Linked DNA regions of Homo sapiens: region 2 is linked to region 1. A link is a loop called in an ENCODE intact Hi-C map of the cell type or tissue named here. Cell type or tissue: HepG2. All regions are shown on one strand. Links, peaks and the distances in the headings refer to the core of each region. The heading gives the core; the rest is flanking DNA.

Region 1 (12,869 bases), core at 2,454-10,453:
AATTTGAACACTGTAGGTAAATATACAATAATCCTATCCACTGTGTGTGGTGATCTGTCTCTGTCTACAACTCTGACTCCCCATTACTTGCTTCAAGGCCAGACCAATGTCAGAAACACTTGCACTGATGGTTTTAAGAGCTGTACTCTCTGTGTGCCAGGCATTTTGCATATTCCTTTAATGGGATTTCTTAAACCTTTTTAAAAATTTTCAGTGTAGTGATCATTTTAAAATTACCACATGGCATGCTCTGTCAAGCAACAAGTTTTATGGAAGAGTACATCCTCCTATGCTCAAAGGATAGAGGGCCAGACTCAGGGAGACTCCAATTCTCAGTCTCTGTCCTTTTCCTAACAGTTTCAGTAGCGTGCTAAAAGCAGTGTTAAAAGGCATTTTATCCCCTTTTATAGATAAGGAAACAGACACAAAGAGAGTTAGCTTATTATCCGGTTAGTAAGTGGCAGAGTGAAGTTCAAATCCAAGTGTGTCTTGATTCCCAAGCCCACGTTTTTACTGAGGTCAGGTGCCTCCATTTCAACACCAACTGTAGGTAGATCTATAGCTAATACACTGGAAAAGTAATCTTCAACCTGGGTGCTCATTCTCCTGAATGGTGTGAAGACTTTTCAAGGGAAAGGAAGGCATGGATAATTAGCCTTACAATAATCCATTTTCAGATTCTCAGCTTCCACACGTACATTAAAACTGATCATCTTGCAACTGCACCTGTGGCTTTCACACCAACTTTTCCCAACCACTGTTCTCCCTCTTGATAAAAGAAAGGCCCCTGCTCACCTCCATCAGGTCTTACTATGATGTGTTGCTCAAAGTATATAAACCTTCTCTGAGAGCCAAACAAAAGGACTTGTGACTTATCTTTTAAATAAGGAACCATAAGTGGGTCCCTGTCACGTTAAGAGATGCGTTCCCAATGGGATACTTCTCTTGGGTTTGGAAATTATGTATCAAAATTTGTAATAAAGTCTCGTTTTAATTAGTTTATACTAATAATAATTATGCTGTTAAGCTCAATCGAGAAGAAAAGTTTTATTAGCACCTTCTGTTCACAGGAAGTATTTTTTAAGTTAGATTTCAGTGTGTATGTACGTGTTTTTGTTTCAGAGAAGTATGATAGGATGATAATAAAAGACTTTTAAGCATAAAATTCCATTATGATAAAATTCTGTATGAGTAGAATTGAGGTAGAGTGGGGAAAATGGGAAGTAAAATGGGAGTTTTGGTTCTAGGTCAGGCATTAGTGGATGATGGCCTGTGGGCCAAATATGGCCCACTCCCTGGACTTGTAAATACATTTTATTGGGACACATCTGTGCCCATTTTTCTGTGTAGTGTCTGTGGCTTCCTTCATACTACAGTGGCACAGTTAAGTAGCTGTGACAGAGACTACCTAGAAAGCCTAAAATATTTAGTATTTCGGCTTTTACATAAATCCTATTGACCCCTATTCAAGGAGGAAAATATTGATAACAATTTCCAACTATTCGAGAAGAGATTATTCGTGTATTTTTGAGTCATATGGATCTCAAATCACTATTGTATGTACATTCAACTATATATTGAAAAGATGACATACAATTTTATCTTTTTTTTTTTTTTTTTTCAGGCAAGTGTCACTCTGTTGCCCAGGCTGGAGTGCAGGGGTACGATCTCGGCTCACTGCAACCTCTGCCTCCTGGGTTCAAGCAATTCTCCTGCCTTAGCCTCCCAAGTAGCTGGGATTACAGGCATGCACCACCACGCCCGGCTAATTTTTCTATTTTTAGTAGAGACGCGGTTTCACCATGTTGGTCAGGTTGCTCTTGAACTCCTAACCTCAGGTGATCCACCCGCCTCGGCCTCCCAAAGTGCTGGGATTATAGACATGAGCCATGGCTCCCAGCCAGTTTTATCTTTTAAATGTCAATATTGTAGTACACTGAAAATTATATTCTTTGAAACTATTTCAACTTTGATGAAAATTTTCTGTTTTGTTTTATTTTTGAGACTTGCTCTGTCACCCAGGCTGCAGTGCAGTGGTGCGATCTCAGCTCACTGCAACCTCCGCCTCCCAGGTTCAAGCAATTCTCCTGTCTCAACCACCCAAGTAGCTGGGATTACAGGCATGTGTCACCATGCCTGGCTAATATTTGTATTTTTTTAATAGAGACAGGGTTTCACCATGTTGCCCAGGCTGGCCTCGAACTCCTGACGTCAAGTGATCTGCCTACCTTGGCCTCCCAAAGTGCTGGGATTACAGGTGTTAGCCACCATGCCTGGCCTGATGAAAAATTTCATCTGTTGACTTAAAAATGTCTGAGCGATACATATAGTTTTTAAAATAGGGAGTGGGGAAATCACTGCTGTGTCCGGAATTGGTGGGTTCTTGGTCTTACTGACTTCAAGAATGAAGCCGTGGACCTTCGCAGTGAGTGTCACATCTCTTAAGGTGGCGCGTCTGGAGTTTGTTCCTTCTGATGTTCAGATGTGTTCAGAGTTTCTTCCTTCTGGTGGGTTCATGGTCTCGCTGGCTCAGGAGTGAAGTTGCAGACGTTCGCAGTGAGTGTTACAGCTCTTAAGGTGGCGCTTCTGGAGTTGTTCATTCTTCCCGGTGGGCTCATGGTCTCGCTGGCTTCAGGAGTGAAGCTGCAGACCTTCGCGGTGAGTGTTACAGCTCATAAAAGCAGTGTGGACCTAAAGAGTGAGCAGTAGCAAGACTTATTGCAAAGAGCGAAAGAACAAAGCTTCCCCAGTGTGGAAGGGGACCCGAGCGGGTTGCCACTGCTGGCTCGGGCAGCCTGCTTTTATTCTCTTATCTGGCCCCACCCATGTCCTGCTGATTGGTAGAGCCGAGTGGTCTGTTTTGACAGGGCGCTGATTGGTGCGTTTACAATCCCTGAGCTAGATACAAAGGTCCTCCACCTCCCCACCAGATTAGCTAGATACAGAGTGTGGACACAAAGGTTCTCCAAGGCCCCACCAGAGTAGCTAGATACAGAGTGTCGATTGGTGCATTCACAAACCCTGAGCTAGACACAGGGTGCTGATTGGTGTGCTTACAAACCTTGAGCTAGATACAGAGTGCCGATTGGTGTATTTACAATCCCTGAGCTAGACATAAAGGTTCTCCACATCCCCACCACAGCAGCTAGATACAGAGTGTCGATTGGTGCACTCACAAACCTTGAGCTAAACACAGGGTGCTGATTGGTGTATTTACCATCCCTGAGCTAGACATAAAGGTTCTCCACATCCCCACCAGACTCAGGAGCCCAGCTGGCTTCACCCAGTGGATACCACACCGGGGCTGCAGGTGGAGCTGCCTGCCAGTCCTGCGCTGTGCGCCCACACTCCTCAGCCCTTGGGTGGTCGATGGGACTGGGCGCAGTGGAACAGGGGGCGGCGCTCATCAGGGAGGCTCCAGACGCACAGGAGCCCACGGAGTGGGGGGGAGGCTCAGGCATGGCGGGCTGCAGGTCCCGAGCCCTGCCCCGCGGGAAGGCAGCTAAGGCCCAGTGAGAAATTGAGCTCAGCGCCGGTGGGCTGGCACTGCTGGGGGACCCAGTACACCCTCTGCAGCCGCTGGCCCGGGTGCTAAGCCCCTCATTGCTCGGCAACGGCAGGGCCGGCTGCTCCGAGTGCGGGCCGCCAAGACCACGCCCATCTGGAACTCCAGCTGGCTCGCAAGCGCCGCGCGCAGCCCCGGTTCCCGCTCGCGCCTCTCCCTCCACACCTCCCTGCAAGCCGAGGGAGCTGTCTCCGGCCTTGGCCAGCCCAGAAACGGGCTCCCACACTGCAGCGGTGGGCTGAAGGGCTTCTCAAGTGCCGCCAAAGTGGGAGCCCAGGCAGAGGAGTCACCGAGAGCGAGCGAGGGCTGTGAGGACTGCCAGCACGCTGTCACCTCTCACTGCCTTAGAAGACAGGATCATGAATGTGGCTTCCATAGTTCAAGACCATCCTAATGATGGACTGGAACTTGTTTCCTTCTCATGGAGCAAATTGAGGCCTATGTGGGCATCTCAGCCCTCACTCAGTCTATTGCTCTGCAACTTAGATGGTAGCTGATAGAGACATAGGGCCCTAATGGGACATTGTTAAAACACAGTCTCCTAAATGTCAGGCCTCAGTTATATAGATCAGAAAAATTTTCCCTGTACTGGCACTACTGATTAGCCAGCTAGGGGAGAAAAAGAACAGCAGTCTCGCTCCAGGAGGCAGAAGGCTGGCCTTTATCCTGATGTACCTGTAGGATGGATGGGAGCCTGCACCATGCTCTGGCTTCACGGATTGGGTTGTACCACTCAAGTGGACATTTAAGCCTGCTTAGAAACCTTGATGCATGTTATAGTTTGAAATATGTCCTCCTCAAAAATATATACCAGAGTCCTGGCCTGGCATGGGTGGCTTACGCCTGTAATCCCAGCACTTTGGGAGGCCGAGGTAGGTAGATCACCTGAGGTCAGTAGTTCGAGACCAGCCTGGTCAACATGGCAAAACCTCGTCTCCACTAAAAATACAAAAATTAGCTGGGTGTGGTGGTGGGCGCCTGTAATCCCAGCTGCTCAGGAGGCTGAGGCAGGAGAATCGCTTGAAACTGGGAGGTAGAAGTTGCAGTGAGCCGAGATCGCGCCATTGTACTCCATCCAGCCTAGGCAACAAGAATGAAACTCTGTTTCAAAAAACTATAGATATAGATATAGTTATATAGATATATAGATTGAAGTCCTAACCTCCGAAAGTTCCCTTATTTGGAGATAGGGTCTTACAGAGGTAATCAAGTTAAAATGAGGACATCAGATGGACCCTAATCCAGTGTGACTAGTGTCCTTATAAAAAGGGAACACTGGATGCAGAGACAGACATGCATAGAAGGAAGATGATGTAAAGAGACACAGGGAGGAGACAGTCATCTACAGGCCAAGGAGAAAGGCCTGGAACAGAGCCCCTTACAGCCTTCAAGAGGAACCGACCCTGCTGATGCAGACTTCCAGCCTCCAGAACTGTGAGACAATGAATTTCTGTTGTTTAAACCACCCAGTGTGCCATACTTCGTCATGGCAGTCCTAGCAAACTGATAGAGTGCACTCAAAAGCACAGATTCTTTTCATGGACTTTCCAAAGCCCAGGGACTTCTGTTTCTTCTAGCTGTGTTTTGAAATTGCGACATGGCATGGGTCATCAGGATACGAGTTGTTATCTCCTTCCCGTAAGAGCAATTAAGGTCAAAGACTGAAGCCAGAGCTCTTGGGTTTAAGTCCCATTAGCTGTGTGACCTCTGGCCCTAATGGTGTCTCTTGTAAAATAGAATAATAATACCTGCTTCTTAGATTACTTGGAGGACCAAGTGAATTAATAACATGTAAAACTCTTGGTGCTCGGCACATAATAAGTGCTCGACAATGAAACGTTCATTGCCATTGTTGGGGGGCCAGAAAGCAACCACTGCCTGAGAGCACCCCAGACCCATGAATCACACAGCAAGAAAGAAAGCCCGCATGGTCCCCTGGAATTCTAGAAGTTTTATTTGTGAAATTACCTTACAAATGTTAGAGAGGTTTAAAAAAAATCTCTGCTTGTCTTTTCTCTTGTTTTATCCTGTCTTATTCTTGGAAAAGTTAATATTTGAGAATAGCTAGCATGTCCTATTAATCCCTTTTTTAGAAAAGGACCCGCTCCGACACCAGTTGGCAGTTAGGTTTCATCAGTCACTCGAGATTATGGATTAACTCACTGATCTTTTTACCCTTTGAGCTAATTAGCCTCTGGACAAATACCGCTAGTCACAGAGGCCAAGCACAGCTGACCAAACACATTTCAAAGAGTAAATTTAGTGAGTAAATAACGCCAGGCTTAGATCTCTTGGTAATACTGCTTTTCTGAATCAGTGGAATCTGGATGATCTTTCCTTCCCAGGGAGAGATGGAAGTGTAATGTTTACAACCCTTCAAACCAACAGAAAAAAATGTAACGAATTAAGTCAGCTACTTCCTCCCTTGACTCCTCCTGTTCCCCCATTTAAAATGATTTCTTTTCTTATGTCTTCAAATAACAAGCTCAGTTTGACTTTAAATGACTTAAGTGTATCCTTTGGGATGGTTGTTTAATAGACCTCTTTCAAAGGGAGGCTTCCCTGTATGCCCAGCTGAAACATAATTTTTCTCAATTTAATTTAATTATCACCACCTGCCAAAACTTTCTCTCGCCTCCACAAAGCACCTTGAACAGTTCATGCCTCACCTTGGTGGTAAGGCCTGTTAAGTACTTGTAGATAATTATCCTCTTAATGTTTGGTGAAACTCAGTGTTTCTAGACCTTTCGTTCTTTGCTAAAGAAGACTTCTCCAGGTAGTCCTTTCCAAGCTCCCTTCAAGTTGTAATGATTCATACACACAACTTCACCAGTGAGGCCTCCATACCTGGGTTTCCACAGTTGCAGGGAGAACATCTCCCAAGGGTGGGCCCATCTCCTTGGCAATGGCAGTGAGGATGGTGTGTCATTCTGATGTCCAGCTCTGTCAGGTACCAGGTAGCTGGAATGGCAAGGCTCCTGGCCTCTCCCCTCATGTCTCCCTCATGTGAGCAGCCTTATCCTGTGCGTCGATGTTCTTCTGAATGCCATGTTTTTTCCTAATCCCACTCTGGAGAATCAGGAGTTTCAGACTGAGTGGCCAGCTCTGACATTGCACAACCACATACCTAAGTAACTCAGGTTTTGTGTTTTGTTCTTGCATTGAGGAAAAGAGAAGACAGGAAGCTATTGTGCTCTTATTTCAGAAGAGTGGTAAAAGTGTGGTCATTTTGTCACTTGTCACCAGTATTCAGTGATTCAACAAAACCTTTATCAAGTGTATACTACATGCCTAGTAATGTGCCAGGGACATGGAAGGAATTCAAAAAGAATACAATCCAGCTTTTGCTCTCAGGGATCTTAGAAAACAGTGAAAAGCTTATAAGATTGTAAGCAACATTAGCTAGTTAACCACAGAGTGGGAAGCCTCCAGTGGACTAAGTTGCAGTCCACTGTTTTGTGGCTACCACATTTAGAAAAAGCACACTCCACACTGGCATGGTTTTCCCAACCAGGTTATCATGTCTGCTGCTCAGCTGCATCTGGATAAATTGTGTAATATGATTTTATTGTATAGAATGCCGTGCATGTGTGTGTATTGGACAGAGGAAGATTACCAAGAAATAATTCATGGAACAAAGAAGGTATTAGGACAGCATTCAGCATATGATCCTTGGTGTGCGTGTGTGTGTGTGTGTGTGTGTGTGTGTGTGTGTGTGTGTTAAGTGTATGAATGTATTTGTGTGTGTGTTTGTGTGTGTGTTTACATATATAAGGAGAGCCTGAAAAATGAATACAATGCTATCAAGAGTGGATAATGATGGAGAATGAGACTGGAGAATCCAGAAGAAGAGTTTTATTTTTAGTATAGTATTCTTTAGTACATATTTTTACTATCGGTATAGTTTGACTTTTATAATAATTTTATTTAACCATCAAAGTAAATTCTTGAAAAATAGAAATCTTGTTAAAATATTAATAAAAATAAAACCCCTTACAATAATATGAACAACAGGGAAGCGACTAAAGGGGTTCATAAAGGGAATGTTTTACTCTTGACTTTAATTATTAAAGAAATATGATTTATTTAGAGTTTGTTTTGGAAATATTTAAAGCAGTGATTTTCATCCTTTACTAGATGTAGCCACCTTTTGAGTCTTTTAAAAATTAAGACCCAGCCCCAGGATCATCCCAGACTTTCTAAGCCAGAATTTCAAGTGAGGCTTAAGCAAGTGTGTTTTTAAACAGCACACACACCTCCTACCCCACACCCCCACCACATACTACACACATATACCACCACCAGCAGCTTCCTCAATCAATTCTGATGTGCACCAACTTAAGGCATAAAACTAGGGAAGTGATGCAAGTGGGGGGAAGCAATTGTGGCTGTAAACATACTGAGTTAAACTTCCTGTGAAATGACACAGATCTTAAATTGGGTTGAAAAACAATATACAATATCATGAATATTGAATTCACCACATATCATTATCACCCAAATATGAGAAAAAGCTAGAAATGCAAGAAGAAATGAATAAAAATATAGCTGGACTGACATTCATTACACTATTACTCTAGTATGTTAAAATATAATCTATAGAATACTTCAATAATATAATTAATGTGTCAACTAATAGGTACATATTGAATTGATACCTTTAAATATAGCTGTGATGGCATGTCTTTACATGGTAACTGTATTATGTTAAAATATAATATATAGAATACTTTAATAATATAATTAACATGTCAACTACTAGGTAGGTACATACTGAATTGATACCCTCCACTGAGAGTATGCCTTATTTTTCAGTATCCATGCAACTTTTTCAAAAATGCATCACTTACATGGCTAAAGATCCTCAATAAATTCTCAAAGGCTTTTAAATAACCACTGAACCAAAGAGGAAATCTAAACTACTACTAAAGATTACAAAAATGATGACAGTGAGAACATCACATGCCAAAACTTATGGGATATAGCCAAAGCTGCCCTCAAATAGTATATTTGTAGCCCCAAAATTATTTTTTTTAATTATTTATATAGAAAGAATGAAAACAAGTGAACTCAGGATATAACTCATTTTAGAAAATAACAACAAAAGCACCCAAAGAATACAAAAGGAAAGATAATGCAAGGCAATAAACTAGAAAATAAAAGAAATAATAGAATCAATAAATGAATCTAAGAACTATTTCTGTTAAGGCAATTATTTAATAGAAATAATTGACAATTGACATTGACAATCTATCAAATAAAATGTAGAGAAAATGTAAGAATTAACAAAATTTAATTGAAAATGACATAGAGACATAGAGCTGATTAAAATATTATTAATGAATTTAATGGGTGGCAATATGCCAGTGTGCTTTACAAAGCTCAATTAGTACACCCAGACACGCATGCCTGCACAAACAAAATAACTATGGGCTATCTGTGAATAATATATTTGGGATAAAATATATACATTGCTCATAAAGCAAAGTGTCATACTTTGCCAGTTGAAGTATAGATTAGTACAGTCTTTCTGAAAATGGCAATATATATTAAGAACTTAAAATTTTCTGTGATATTTATCCTTCTATTCCAAGTCAAAGACTTTATCCTAAGAAAATCAGAAGTGCAGAATAAATATTCTTTGATATTTTAAGAGAGACTTTAGGAAGACTCATGTCATTGGAGTGAGCTGATGATATTAATGGTTGTGGGGAGAAATAAAACCAATAGAATGATTTCATCTAGAAAAAAAAGCATGGAATTATAAACTTAAAAATAATTCTGGAAGACTCTGCACCACAATGTTAACACTCATTATTGCAGTGTAAGGATTACAAGTGATTTTTAACTTCTTCCTTTTATTTTTATATTTCTTTCTAATATTACTCAATTGGAAGGTAATATTTCTATAATTAGATAATAAACTTACTAAAACAAAAATTTAATATAAACATAATGGAAGGGTTATAATAACAGGCAAAGCACATACAAAAATCATGCCTGCATAATATATTGAGACTGAGGATGCCACCAAATCCTGATGTTCCCTGGTTAGTTTGTTTACTTTCCATTTCCCTGAAAGGGGCATGAATGAGAGGTGGAGGGAGAAGATATTAGCTAGGTTGCATTCTCTTTCCAAAGCCTGAATTCTTTTTTATTTCGTGTTTCCATCACTGGGTCTTTTATCATTAATCTCTAAGATGTCAGCTGTTCATCACCAGGTGCCTGAATCCCTACCAGAAACTCCTATTGGTGTTACCTATCCAGGGACACGGATTTCTCTTGCTCTTTCCTTTCTCTGTCCTTTCTCTCCCTGAATCTGAGCTGCTTTCTGGAAGTGGTCAGCAGCACCCTCCCTTTGCCAGAAGTGCAAAGTTTGGCCAACACTCCCCCTAGTGGCAATTTAACAGACTCCTGAACTGACCAACCCAAAAGCCAAGGACGAGCACTGATGCCACGCTGGGTTAGCTGGGGCACTTGTTAATTAAAGACATATCACTGGGCCCTACCTCAGGAGTGTGGCCCAGAAATAGGTATTCTTTTTTAACAAGCATCTCAAGCATGGGTTTTTGTCCCATTTGTACCCTTCCTTTGTCATTTTTATGGAATACATAGTGATTGGGATTCAGTTTTTTATAGAAACTTGATTCCAATTTTTAGTACTGAATGTGAAAAAAAACATTCAAGCTTCAAATCGATTGGCCTAGAGCATGTATTTCTTATATTTTAGAGAAGAGGCAATAGGATAAGAGAGAAGCTCTTGTAAACTAAATATACATTTCTAAAAAGAATAGAGACCAGAGGCGTTTGTTATAATGTCCTCCAGTGAACACTTGTGAAAAGACTAGCTGCTACTTTATTCTACCTGCAGCTATGTCAGTGTATAAATTACAACCAAGCACGTTATACCTTGGCACTGTTGCTTTCTTATTCTCCATGTCTATTTCTAAACATCCCCTATACGTGAAATTTGTTCTCCAGTGGCCAGCGAGCCAGCCTCTTTGGAGCAGCCTGCTGATTTAATCAACATGCTGCTTATCATGTTTTCCAGATGGTTAATGCATCTCTTAAATAAAACTGGCCCTAATTTGAACTGGTGTTTCTATTCTGGTCCTTTCTGAAGAACAATTTGTCTTATGGTCAAAGTTTCTTTTTCATTATTTCTCTGTAGGCTCTGGTGATGTCTTTTTACCACTTCTTTGTTTAAAACTGCCAAGTGGCACATTCATTCAATTCATTGATGCTAATCATACATGGAGGAAAAAGAAGACAGTTCATATTAATATCAACACATTCCTCAAATCATTTATCACTTACACGTAAAGTTGTAGAGAACAGATTTGTCAGAATTATTGATTGAGAAAGGAAAGAGCCCTTTGTTGTGGAACCGTAGATTGGTGTTTTCTCTTCATTGCTGCTTCTGCTTCGAGAAGGAGTATAACCTTGTCACGTGAAACAGCATTATTTGGGGAGCAGTAGATACAGGCCAAGTTTTTAGGAGTCTCAGTTAAAAACCCGTGGTCTTAATATTCAGTGTTACACAAAGGATTCCAAATATAAATAACCTTCACGCTGACCCATAGATTCAGGTCTGATTCCCATTTCACAAATGGGAATACGGCCAAGGTATACAGTTAGGTCATATAAAAGTGACATTAAACTCATATTGGCAGAATTCCATTGTGGTGTGACTTCTGCAATAATGAATGGCTGAAAGTAGGCAAGATAATGTAAGACTTGAATGGGGTTGCATTCTGAAAGGAAGGCAGCCAGAGGTCCTCAGAATTAAATGGAGGACCTGCAGTAAAAATATGGCTCTATTACACCAAGCATTTTCCTCTTTTCCTTTCCATTGCCTGTCTGAGATGATTTGGCAGAGTTTAAAAATAAATGAAGTATATTCATTTTTCCTTCAGAGTTTTTCTTTGAAGGCATTTGGTAAGGGGACAAAATGAAATATGAACACAGGCAGGATGGGGGATCAAGACATCAAAATGTTAGCATTATATCCAACATATATATCCTTATGTGAGGAGGTATGCTTGCTTCCAATTAAGATGACATCATACAGGCGGATGTGATGCTTCCAAGCAGTGTTAATGATCTGCTAGGTAATGCAGAGGAAATGATGTGTTTGGAATGGGTTTTTTTTTCCCATTTGTACCTTTCCACTTCTTTATGGACTGCAACATGTAATGATTGGGATTAGGTTTTTTATAGAAACTTGATTTCAATTTTCAGTACTGATTAGAGACAGGATTCTTTTGCAGGCATATCAGTTATGTTGATCATTGCTTTTCACATTTTATTGTAGCTGCCAAATCCTTATTATAAACAGAGTAGAACCCTACATATAAAACCCACAAAAGGGCAACTCTGAGGGAAACCAGGTTGAGCATCTCGGCAATTCCCCTTACTGAGCCATTTTCTCCAGTGCCTCCCTCTCTTCTCCCATAGCTGAGTCCGAAAACAATCTTCTGGGAGAAAGGATAAGGTTTCTTCTGTATAACCTAGGGGAAAAGTGCCTTTAATTATTCATTCATTCTCTGCTGGAACAAATATTTATTCGGTGCCTATGATAAGCCAGGCCCTCCCTCTTCTAGACACTGGGCTGCAGTAGTGAGGAGGAAAGACAAGGGGACTGTCCTCAGGGAGGCAGCGGGGGAGGCAGCCAGGCCACCCCAGCCATGATGCCATGAATACATTAAGAATGGGGAGAAACGGATCTTAGGGAGAGAACTCATGGGGAAAGGATGGTTGGGTAAGGCCTGTGGAAGAAACCAGGATGCTGAGGAAGAGTGGCCACATCAAGTGCTTGGGAAAAAGTGTTTCAGGCCAGGAAAGCTCCTGAAATCCCAGAGACAGAGGTATTCAAGGAATGGGAAGATGGCCAGAGCCCATCCTGGATGGGGGATGCGGGGGGTGATAGTGGCCAAGAGGTCAGAGGGAAGCAAGGCCAGTTGGAGAACTTGTACTAGGCTGTGATGGAAACTCAGTATTTTTCATTTTAAGTTTGCTTTTAACCTTGGTTTAATTGTTTATTATTAAACATCTTATGACTAAGCTGTTTATATTTGTATTCCTTCGACTTCCAAAATGGCTTTGTGGTAACTCACGTATGCGTTGTGTATGCGCAGGTTCATTTGGTTCATAAAAGCTCTAGACCATGTGGAGGAGGAAGGAAGTAGGTTAACTGTAGGGTATTGTAGTGGGATTGAGAATTTTAAAAGCCAGAGTAGAAAAAACAAAAAAAGAAAAGAATGCCTTACATAATTCTAATTAGTTAAAAAAAGGAAGGCCCTTC
Region 2 (12,869 bases), core at 3,239-11,238, 100 kb before region 1:
ATTGTTTGAGAAATTGCTTTTTACCAGAGTCCGTAAGAATCCTACCAAAATGCACTGACTTATTTTCCCATCGACTTGCCCGGGTGAGAACTCAGCTTGCTGCTTTTCTGTGTCATTACCATCATCAGAAGAAACTTCAAATGTAAGGCCTCGCAGGGTTCATTGTTTTCATTATTTTTTTTGTTTTTGTTTTAGATCAAGAGTTTACCTTAATGCACATCGTATTAGTCCATTTTCATGCTGCTGATACCTGTGACTGGGTAATTTATAAAGAAAAAGAGGTTTAATGGACTCACAGTTCCACCTGTCTGGGGAGACCTCATAATCATGGCCCAAGGCAAAAGGCACGTCTTACCTGGCAGCAGGCCAAGAGGGAATGAGAGCCAAGTGAAAGGGGTTTCCCCTTGTCTCGTGAGACTTGCTTATTCACTACCATGAAAACAGTAAGGAGGAAATTGCTCCCGTGTTTCAGTTATCTCCCACTGGGTCCCTCCCACAACACATGGGAATGATGGAAGCTAAAATTCAAGATGAGATTTGGGTGGGGACACAGCCAAACCATATCACATATACTGTACCAAATTCTCCTAGGTGATTTTATTATAAAAATGAACTAATACGCATATTACTTTATATCCTGATTCTTTTCACTTAATGTGTTAGAGACATCTTTCAGAAAATATGTTCATTCAAAAGTTCATTCAAACTTTTAATAATTGCATAGTATTCCATTTTATAGATAGGGTCATTTTGTGGATATGGATATAAATAGTATTTCATTTTATGAAAGTATGTCTCCCATTGACAGGTATTTATATTGTTTGCAATTTTTTTTCTTATAAAGAGCACCGGGATGAACATTTGCTCAGTAAATACACTTAACATGTTAGCACTGGGGCTATAGCAGTGAAATAATCTGACTACTATCCATTCCCTTAAAGAGCATATATTTTAGTTGGAGAAAGGTAATAAACAGATAAAGAAGTATGTCATATGGTGAAAAATGGAGAAAAATGCAGCAGAAAAGGGAGGACTCATGAGATTGCCTCATTGAGATGGTGACATTGATCACAATTATGAATGAAGTGAGGAAGTGGGCCAAGATAGTGTCTGGAAAAGAGTTTTCCAGAAAGAGGGAACAGCCAATGTGAAGACCCTGAGGCAGGAGTGTTTGCCATGAGAAAGTAAGAACACAGAGGCCAGTGGGGCTGAAGCAGAGAGAACCAGGGAAAGATAGTATAAGAGTAGGCTAGAGGGTGGCCGGGCACAGTGACTCACACCTGCAATTCCAGCACTTTGAGAAGGTGAGGAAGGTGGATCACGAGGTCAGAAGTTCAAGACCAGCCTGGCCAACATAGTGAAATCCTGTCTCTACTAAAAATACAAAAAAAAAAAAAAAAAAAAAAAATTAGGCGTGGTGGCAGGCGCCTGTAGTCCCAGCTACTTGGGATGCTGAGGTGGGAGAATCGCTTGAATTCGGGAGGCAGAGATGGCAGTGAACTGAGATCACGCCGCTGCACTCCAGCCTGGGTGACACAGCAAGACTCTGTCTCAAAAAAAAAAAAAAAAAAAGTGGGATGGTGGGTGAGAGATTCTTCAGGTGCTTGTAGGCCCTTGTAACCAATTTGGCTTTTACTCTACGTAGAAAGAGAAGCCGTTGGGCAGATTGAGCATACATGTGACATTATGTGATTTATAATTTCAAAGAATTGTGTGGCTCATGTATTGAGATTAGACTGTGGGAGAGCAAGTTAATATACCCCACTACAATAAGCAAGTTGAGAGATGATGGTGTCCTGAACCAGAGTGTTAGCAGTGGCAGTACTGTAAAAAGGTTGGATTCAGGATTTATGTTAAAGGTAGAGCCAACAGGATTTTCCTGGATGATTGGATGTGGAGTGGGGAATAAGAGGAGTGAAGGATGGATGACTAGAAGCAGGGAGTCATCACTGAAATTGATGGAGGGGCATAGAAGATTAGGAGTTCTGTTTTGTTTGTGTTAATTTTGAGATGCTGTTTAGACATCTAATTGGAGATGTTGATTTCATAGTTGGATATATGTGTCTGGAGTTTAGGGGATGATTTTGAATTGGAGATGTAACTTTGAGCATCAACAGTATATAGATAATAGTTAAAGCTATGAGACTGAATGAAAGCATTGAAGAGGCCCTAGAATTGATGCCTAGAGCACCCCAAGATTTAGAGGCTGGGGAGAAGAGGAGGCTGGGGAAGGAGTTGAGTGGGGCTCCCAGGGGCATAGGAAGAAACTCAAGAGAAAGTTCAATTCAAGGTGAAGGAGAGATTGCAGTGTCATATGCTGCAGGTGATGGGGTTAAATGAGGACTGAGAACTGACCATTGATTTTTAGTAAGGTGGAGGTCAGGGTGACCTGAACAAGAGTGATTTCACCGGAGTGGGGGAGGAGAGAGCCCAACTAGATGGGTTAAGAGCAAGTAGGGGCAGAGGCAATGGGACTATTAGTAGAGATGCATGCTGCTCAGTGTGGGCCACTGATGGCTGTGAGGAGATAGTGAAGAGGAGGCTTTTAGAAACATTTACACCATTTGACATCACCACAGCCTTCAAGCCCATGATCCTTTTTCTAGTGGTTAATTTTCATTATACTTTTTCAAGAGTGTCTGTTTCTAATCAACAAGTTAGACATTGAAAACAAACTGGTTTTCACTGCAGATAGTTTGAGAGGTACTGATACAGATGACCATTTAAAGGGGCTTTGCTTCACAGTGATACAGAAAATAAGGTAGAAGCTGAAAGGGAAGTTATAGTCAAGTGAGATTTTTTTATTGGTGGGAGAAATAACAGCATGTTTATATGCTCCTGGGGAAGATTTGGTAGAGAGGGAAAATTTGATGAAGACGGAGACCTATATCTCTGTCTTTACACACATCTTAATAATTTCCTTAGCCAAGTGTCTACCAACAGATTCTGAATTAGATAGTGCACACTTTTAGTATTTTTAAATTCACAGGTAATATATGCTCAATGCTAAAAAATTTAAACATGTAGAGAAGCAGAACCAATAATTATCTATTATTCTGCCACCAAGAGGGATTCATATATACCTTTGTACGCTTTTTGGGCATTAATACAGGATTAAAGCGTGTATTTTTAAATATTCTATTATTTAATATATTGTAACTATCCACGATAACAAAAATATAATTGTATCATTATTTAATGTCTGCTTAGTGTTTCATTGTGTGTATCTACTATAATTAATTTGACTAGACTCATTGCAGGATATTTAAGGATATTTCCTTTTTTCATGAGAAATAGCACTGTGATGAACATCCTTGTAATTCCATGTGATTATTTCCTGTAAATTAATTCTTAGAAGAAGTTCTATGTCAAATGGTTTGAAATCTTAAAGCTTTTTATTTATTTACCAAATTAACCCCTAGAAAGGCTGAAGCATTTGCACTTCACAGAGCAGTCATGTAGATTCAGATAAAAGGCAGTTTTCAAACTAATTAAAAAATTGGAGGTAGAGGAAGAAACCTAACTGAGATGGTGGGATTTGGGGTGATCATATATAGGGAGATATTAAGATAGATGGATCATTAATAGATATAGACATGAGAGAGACTTACAGATGTAGGCATGGTAGATTTATGCATATTTATGATAGAGATTTATAGGTAGAGATTTATAGATAGGGATTTATGGATGCTCTTTCTTCATCTACACTATAGCCATATTATTACTTTCATGTGCCCTAGGTACTTTTGCCTTTGTGGGTCCCTTCCTTCATAAAACAGTATTAAAACTTAACATTTTATGACTGCATTATTATAAAGATGAATATAATCGTGCCCGGATTCATTATTATATATTCATTATTCTATTTACGTTTTCCTTCTGATTTAAATTGAACTTAAAATATTTTCAGGGGCCTCTGAAAGCATCATGGGCCTGCAGCACTGTGGCTGCTGGGCCTCCTGACTAGGTCATCCTGATTCTGCTTCTCTGTACTCTTTATATTTTTGATAATGAATAGACATTACTTATGACATAAAAAATAAAAGAGGAAAATATCAAACTAAATGTATAAATATTCATGCTTCCTATGTAGGTTTCTTTCCCTTTACTCACGAAGGCAGGAGGTACATTCCCCTTTGCTCGTATGCTCTGGATCATTTCTCCCTAACAGTGGGTTAGACTGGAAGGCCTGGCTCCTGCAATCAAGAAAAAGTGAAAATGCACTAGCTCCTCTCTCCACCTGTGGCTCCTCCTGACCCCTGGGGTCACCATTTACCCCGTTGTTGGCGCCTGAAACTTGCTGCCATCTTCAGTCACTGCCTCACATCCACAGTCAGCCAGCGGCCACGTCCTGTTAATTCAGTACCCATATTTCTTAAATCTCCTGATTTTTCTGCATATGTACTCCCATCACTCTAATTCAGATCACCATTGTATGGCCTGCATACTTGCCTCCTCCAATCCGCCCCTGCTTCATCCTGCAACTGTGTATTTTTTCCTACAGCATTGTCAGACCTGTCTAAAACTCCCATTGGGCCATGATTCCTCTTAGGCTGAAGCCCAAACTTCTTTGCAACACCACCACGCCCCAGAAATCTCAGTGTGACGTGCTTCCTCTTCACCCTGGGCCATGGCCCACACTGGGTCCTCATTCCAGAATGTCCTTTCCATCCCTGTGCTTGTACAATTCAGACCCACTTCTCAGCCTCTCTCCCTGAGGGCACAGCTCCCTGAGACCTGGGCTTAATCCTGCCCTTCGCCCTGTTGAGGCACATCTCACACTGTATTGAATTGCATATTTGCATATCTTTCTTTGCAGCTTTTCTCCCGCCAGCTCCATCTGCCCCATAATTAGTATCAGTTCCATCCCAATTCTAGTATAAGATTGTCCTTTAATCCAACATGTATGTAAAGCTTGGAGAGGCTGCACGGGTTGGAGCGGGGCAGCTAGTGGCTACCATACTGAACTGGACAGAAGACAGTTTTGTTAGAAAGTTAAATTCTTTGTTGTCGGGGGCATAATTGGGACAGTAAATAATCCGTAAAATCTCCCAGTCAGCACAGGCAGTTACATGAGATAGTAGAAGGCAATGGGAAGGCTCTTAGCCGCAGTGCCAGATACACAGCCTGTGCTCAGCAGATATTGCCTGTCACTATCATCCTGATGGAGGCAGCATTGGGAACCTGGCTGGCCAGAAGTGGGGGCTGTCTGTGGTGGAGCGTTGTGCACCCTCAGGATGATACCATCACTGGCAGTCGGAAGGAGGTGAGAAACCAGCAGATGGGTCCTGCTGCTGCTAGATACTCACCAATGGAACTCAAGATCTTTGTTCTCTTTATGTGGGATGGAGCCCCAGATTCTTTGCTGCCCCTGACCTTGAGGAAAAGTTAGAATCATAGCCAATAACACTTACTGAACTATTTTGGCTAACTAGAGGTTTGGGTTTTCAGGTGATAAGGAAACAAATTTAAACAGCCAAACAAGATCAATCTAACCTTCTGGTTGTTGACTGTGTTGTTTTTCCCTTAAAACACTGGTCATCGTGGCTGGTGAGATGGGCAAAAGAGACCGTTTCCTGAACCTTTATTCTTACTTCATCGGATCCCATGCCACATGGTTGTCTGTATTTATGCTTAAGATAATACTATAATTTCTGTCATTTTTGAGTATTCCTCTTTAGTCATGACCTTGAGTCCTTTGATTTCTAGCTTTGAGTAGTTCATGAGATGTGGTTGTGGAGGCTTTTTATCTCAAGAAATAGGAAAAAAAATAACTGGAAGGAGGCAGTCAAATGGATTACTCTCTGGAAGTAATTGAGAATAGTGACTCATCAGGGGGTAACGAAATGACTTTAGTGAATTTTGGATAGTGGTTTCAAAATGGAATAAAATAATTTTTAGAGTGCCTCACAAGTAGCAAAGGGAAGTGTTTCATTAAATCAGTTTTACATTCATCTGCCTGTGTACTGGGATGTAGTACAAATGTGTTTCATACTGTAGGTCACAGCTGAAAGAGTTTAAAAAGTTCCCCTCAACCCCCACCCCATTATAAGGCAATTCACCTTGAAATTACTTACTCAACAGAGCATTGTCTGTTTTCACATTAATGAATGCATTACACATTTTTTTATTCAAATTCATTATTTTGTGTCAGGGTTTATCTTAAGGGATGAGTTGCCTGGCACACAGTGATACAAGGAAGGGTGATCATCATCTGTCACCATGCAATTCCTGCTCACAGCCTTTCTGTTGGTGCCACTTCTGGCTCTTTGTGATGTCCCCATATCCCTAGGCTTCTCCCCCTCCTAGAAGGGCTTCTTGATAGATTAGAAAATAAGAATGAGTGACATTTCCTATGTGCATATAAGAAGGAGCCACAAGACATGTCTTTTAAATAAAAGGACAGTGTCCATCCTTTTAGCTGCCGAATAGAACCTTGGTCTCATCCTCCTGGAGCTAGGCCTTAAAACAGCTTCTGTGTTTCTCATTTGTCTCAGTGTTTTGCCAGGGTTTTATCGGAAAGATAATGTTCCGTTTAAAATATTTCCTAATGAGGCCGGGCGTGGTGGCTCACGCCTGTAACCCTAGCACTTTGGGAGGCTGAGGCGGGTGGATCACGAGGTCAGGAGATCGAGACCATCCTGGCTAACATGGTGAAACCCCGTCTCTACTAAAAATACAAAAAAAAAAAAAAATTAGCCGGGTGTGGTGGCGGGCGCCTGTAGTCCCAGCTACTTGGGAGGCTGAGGCAGGAGAATGGCATGAACCCGGGAGGCAGAGCTTGCAGTGAGCAGAGATCGTGCCACTGCACTCCAGCCTGGGCAACAGAGCGAGACTCCATCTCAAAAAAAAAAAAAAAAATTCCAAATGAAAGCCATCAACTACTATCTACGTAAAAGCCATGTATCTAAAACCCAGGCAGAAATGGCTGGCTAAGTGTTACACACCTTTTATTGCTCGTGGACATCTTCACACACAATCCAGGGAATGGGAATAAGTGCGGCATGAGAAAGCAATTTCAGGGTTCCGACTAATAAGAAAATGATTGAGTAGTCATTCACCCCCATTCAAGCCAAGGTCTGTGGAAAAACCCTTACTGCTTTGGGCCTTGAAAGTCTCTGTAATCTGGCTTCTGCCTGTTTTTTGCCTTAAATTTCTAATGCAATTCAAAAGAAAACTAACAACCAAAATCAGCTTGCATTTTGCCCATTTGCAACTCCCTAAACAAGCTAAACCTCCTCACTTCTGACTCTGCTCTTTGGTACGTTCTCTCCCTAGCTGCTTCTGGTCTAATATTAACCCCACATTCATAGCCGGGTTATTGCCACCACCACACAAAACTCTGGGGGCCCTGGATCCAGGCTAAGTATAATTCAGTGCACTTCTGTGGGGCACCTACTGTGTTGCAAGCATGATACTCAGATAGGACAGCAAAGACAAAAGGATTCTTGTCTTCATCCCCTCGCCCTCCTGGGAACCCAGGCCACAGAGTTATTAGGCAAATACCTACTGGACATCAGCTATGTCTCAGATCTCATTCCAGGCACTGGGAGTTTATTGATCTGGTGAAGATAACCGAAAAGTGAATCATGAGTTATTTCTTATTTGTTTATATTCTAACACCATTTTAAGCTACTGAGCAAAGAGTAGTTCTCTAGAAGCAAAACAGAATATTAATAAAGCTGTTTTACCCACAGTAATCCTTTGATTTCTACCACTGTTTAGACAAGTGACATAGCATAGATTTTATTTCCAAATATTTTCTATTATATTTAAATTATACTATATATTTATACCCTATATATGAATTTATGCATATATAAAATATATAAATGTATTTACATATATACATAAATATATAGTATTATATTGATATATAAATATATTTATATACTTAAATATATATTTTTGCATACTATATATTTATACTATATATTTAATTATACTGTATTATAACTTTTGAGAAGATCAGTATTTTCATTTTTTAAAATAGTCACATAATTGTTCTTGAATTCTTTTCTGCCATTTCCCTACTTCTCCTAAAATATCACACAAAATCTGGACTGTATAAGATACATAGAAATATATTTTAATATTATAAAATCAATACATTAAAAATTTTAGTGGTCAGGTGCAGAGTGGCTCTTTCCTGTAATCCCAATACTTTGGGAGGCCAAAGCCGGAGGGTCTCTTGAGGCCAGAAGACAAGTCTGGGCAACACAGCAAAACCCTGTCTCTACAAAAAATAAAATAAAATTACCTGGACATGGTGGTATGTGTCTGTAGTCCTAGCACAGACCCAGGAGTTCAAGCATCACAGTGAACTATGATATGTTCGTGAAGGATACAGTGCCACCGTACTCTAGCCTGGACGACAGAGCAAGACCCTGTCTCTAAGGAAAAAAAAAAACATGCACACACACACACACACACACATACAAAAACAACAATAAAAACCAGATGCTTGTCCGCTGTTGAAAATGTAGAAGTTTTAGAAAATGGGAATGATATTTAAAGGAGAAAATTAAAGCCCCTTACTATTCTGCCACCATGAGATAACAGTGTAGGCATAGTGATGTGTTCCCTTTTAGCCTCTACTGTATCTATATTTGTATCCTCACATTATCTGCATAAATACATGTGTTTGCATATACATGTATATATAAAAAATGTGGGATCATACTGCCTCTGAAGTTCAGAATCCTGGTTTCTTTTTTCCTTCCCTCAAAATTATCATCAGTAACTTCTTTCTATATCTTAAAATATCCTTCAAGGGCATATTCTTTAATGACTAGATAGCATTATGTTCAAAAGATGTCTATTTCTATATATTGAGATTGTTTCCAAATTTTTACTGTAAAAAACACCTCTGGCTATATCTACCACCAGAATTAACGCAAAGGATTCATTTTTAATGTTTTACTTAGAAGAAATTCCTAGAAGTGAAATTGCTAGTCAGTGGGCATGTATGTATAGTTACTTAGATAGATGTTGCCTAACTGCCCTCTGAAAAGTTTCCTTTGATGTTTCTGGCCCCTTAGCAGGGATATGATAAAATTATAGCAACAATAAAAGAAAACCAAGAAACCTCTTTGTCAACTTGAGAGTTCAAGGTATTGTCTCATTCTTGGCTCTTTTATGAGAAAGGTTAAACATTTTTTGACATATGTATTGTCCATGTGTATTTTGTGTGTCCAAATGGTTGGTTCTGTTGTAATTGCATGTGAGTGGTACTCGCCTTATGTTTTATGAAGAAGAGAAACCAGTGGCACCCCCTCACTGCAGGCTCCTCCTAGTTAATGGTGACGCATGTTATTGATGTAGGAACTGAAGGTTGACTCTTTAAGTAATAAGGGGAATGGATGATTCCTCATTTGGGATGTGTATGGAGTGGTGGTTTTACTTACGTAGTTTACTGCTTTAAAGATATTAAAATAGAGGAGCTATATTGATTTGCATTCCGAGTTCATAAGAAGTTAAGTATTGAGGGACCTATATTGTGTTTTCATGCTGCTGATAAAGACATCCCCAAGACTGGGCAATTTACAAAAGAAAGAGGTTTAATGAACTTACAGTTCCACATGGCAGTCACATCGTACGTGGATGGCAGCAGGCAAAGAGAGCTTGTGCAGGGAACTCCCATTTTTAAAACCAGCCGATCTTATGAGACTTATTTACTATAATGAGAACAGCACAGGAAAGACCCACCCCCATGATTCAATTACTTCCCACCAGGCTCCTCCTACAACACGCGGGAATTGTGGGGGTTACAAATCAAGATGAGATTTTGGTGAGAATACAGCCAAACCATATCAGGGCCCAAGCCCAATTTTCAGAGGAGACCCTTTTTTGGTGCTTCATGTACTTTAACACTCTTTGTTTTTTGAATTGCCGAAAGCCTATAGAGTAGTTGGATTAGTAGCTAATTTTTGTAAGTTTTAGATTATTTTTGAGTTAATACTTTTAGATTTAAAATAAAGAATGCTCCTCCTCATTCTCAAGAAGAACTTGTTTACTCTTGAGCTTCAGCTCCCAGCTGAAGAGCTCTCCTGAACCTTTTTAATTGAGTATACTAATATTATATATATTGTGTGCGTGTGTGCACGTGTGCGTGTGTGTGTATTTAAAAGCTAGATAATATTCCAAAGAAATGTCTGACCTAAGATAATGTTTGAAATGGGAGCATTAACAAAGTTAGTTTTGCCTGAAGGGAATTTTTCTTATTTTAATCTACTAGCAAAATTAAAGAGCCTGGGGGATGATATTTTTAGCTATTGTTAGTAAATAAAATATGGTAGCATGAGTTTTGTTTTTTTCAAGTTACACCAAATAAAGGAAGATGTTATCAAATTGTATTGTCTTCCTTACTTGTTGAATGTACTTAAATTTTTTAGCTTAATTAAACCTGGGGAGTGGGGAAGGTAGAGACTATGTGTACACCACCATTGAGCTCTCTCTGGAGTTGAATTCTCCTTAGGAGATTTGAATCAAAACACCCAAAATTGATTCTGTTCTTGAACTATAGTCCCACTCAAGACTCTGAAACACAGTTATGAAATCTCTTGCTAGTTTCTTTTTGAGAGCGTGAGGCCAGCTTTGGGAAAAATACATTTTTTTTCCTAAGATTGTGGGCATGGTGAAGAATATGAGGTTTGAATGTGTAGGGGTGGAGGTGGAAGGGATGAATAATTTATTCTCTTTCTTTTCTACCTACTATTCATGTAAATGGAACCCTACAATGTGTAGCTTTTTGTGTCTCTCTTCTTCCACTCAATATACTGGTTTAATGCCAGTTGAGATTCAGTTTTCTTTGTTTCTTTTGTTCTCTTTTTAAGTCAGAGTCATCGAGGGATAATTTATACAGTAAAACTTACCCTTTTTTGATGTACAGTTCTTTAGTTTTGGTAATTGTATACCATCATGTAACCACCATCAAAATCAGGATACAGGCTATTTTCAGTTCTCCTAAAAGTTTTCTCTGGACAATGAGTTTTGCCTCTTTGACTAGTAGTTCTCAGTTGGTGGAGGATAATCGGTGGGGGAATGTGGTGAAAGTAAATCTAGGCTCATTGACATAAATCTCCACTAATCTCATTGAGTTAACTGTTAGGATGATGCACTGATTCCTTGATGAGAGTATGCCTCCCCTTTGTGAATTGTATATAAAGGAATGTCCCAGAAGAGAAAATACATCACAGATGCTCCCCTTAACTGGATTACCCTACTTAGTTTATTAATCCAGGTGTGGTTAGTTCCACAGGGTGAGCCAGGAGCCCTGCCTGACAACAGAGTAAAGCTGGTACCCATCATTCTGAAATCCATCATGTCATCTTTCACTAGAAGCCAGGAATGGCCAGACCAAACAAGAAAGCCTTGCTCAAGACACGTGGGACCACAGATGAGAACAGGAGGCTGGAAACCCGTGTATTTGCTGATCTTGGTTTCCAATTTACAGCTGTTATCCCAGACTGATACTTAAATATGTGTTTTAAGTATAACACACACACACACAGTTCACAAATTCCAACGGAAATCAAGAAAGGGTGCAATATTTTCAGTGAACTAAATTGATAAATTTTTATGGTCTTAGCCCTCTACTATAGATGAAAAAGAAAGAAAGAATACAAGAGGATTGCATCTTCATATGAATTTTTCCCAGCCTCTCATATTCTCATATCCTCTTCTCGTCTGTTTAATCACACTCCCCAAGATGTGGAAGGCTTGTGAAGAGCCACAGAATGAAGAGACTTAAGCAGCATGGGCTCCTCTGCCATCCAATGGTGCCAGGAACGTAGGGTGATGAGGATGTAAGAGGATGCAGTGGCAGTTTTCCCTCTTTTGCCTCCTTTGATTGCTATCTCCTTACCCCCTAGAGAAATATCTTCTGTGTCTGATTGGATGAGGTGAAGAAAAGAAAATTGCATTTATTTGAAGCTTAAAGTTTAGCCAGATGGGAGCCAGCTTAAGTTTCATTTGAATATAATTTTGTTTTCTCCCCTCGTCACCCTCCTATGTTGAGTTGCCTCTGACAACTGATAAAATTCTCATTTTCAAGCAAATCTAGGATTTAGATATAAATATGCAGAGAGAGCACAGAAATTAGCTCATGTTCTCAAAGTTAAAAAGGGTGAAATTGGAGTAACTTCACATAAGAAAAATTTCAACTTATGCTGGTAAGATGGATCGAAATAGAATATAACAATATTTTAGTTATAAAATTCTTCCAATTCTTAATTTTTAAGTCAGTAGAACATTCTAGCAAAGTTTATTACTAATTCTGAGACCCATTTTCTCATCAACTTTTAGTATGAAATCGGAGATCGGTTCCATTTGAAACATTTCTTCCAAAGATTGAGCTAAAAGTGCTTGTTATGAAATAAATTATAAGTTTGGGGCATGTTATGAGATGTGAGACTTTAGAAATTTTAGCACCTATTAGTCATTCACTTTTCTTTGCTACAGTGAGGCACAATTTGAGAATTTCTCTTCTAGGGAATTTCTTAATTTCATGTTTGCAGCTGCTAGAACTTTTCTGATTTTAGTAACTCTGGTTCTGGATTTTTCCCCTGCCTCATACATGAAGTGGTTGGGAAGTGATGGAGTGGATTTGTTTTGACTTTATCAGATCAAGAATTAATTTACTAATTTGAGTGGTTTTCATCAAGAAACATATTCTTTTCCTTCTAAATAGATCGCTTAGATCTATTTAGAGAGGTCTTAGGACCAGACTTGTAAGGTGTAGATAAAGCACATTTTTTTAATGTATTCCTTTTGTCTCTAGTTAGACTTACTGGGGAAGTGGGGAGGGGCTTACTGGCCAACCCTGGGAGTAAATGGTAACCATTTATTGGAGCTCTTAGTGGTTTAGA

Evidence for each region. Peaks named below come from ENCODE experiments on the same cell type or tissue, not always from the same donor. Only the 100,000 strongest peaks of a DNase experiment are listed, where the experiment ranks them.
Region 2: a loop joins it to region 1, with 6 times the contacts of the local background. A loop is called at or near these places in 4 of 110 quality-filtered maps.

What each region holds. Positions count from the first base shown.
Region 1 is chr7:36,964,598-36,977,466 of GRCh38, reverse strand. The region is part of intron 16 of ELMO1 (engulfment and cell motility 1); the gene reads left to right. Among named protein-coding and RNA genes, the nearest start is that of ELMO1-AS1, 27 kb to the left of the region's middle. In HepG2, for the core only: a CTCF peak has its summit at 9,948 (motif pointing left); DNase peaks (open chromatin) are centred at 5,156, 5,816 and 9,936; H3K4me3 peaks cover 893 bases.
Region 2 is chr7:37,069,140-37,082,008 of GRCh38, reverse strand. The region is part of intron 15 of ELMO1 (engulfment and cell motility 1); the gene reads left to right. Among named protein-coding and RNA genes, the nearest start is that of ELMO1-AS1, 78 kb to the right of the region's middle. In HepG2, for the core only: no CTCF peak of the experiment used is centred there; a DNase peak (open chromatin) is centred at 7,458.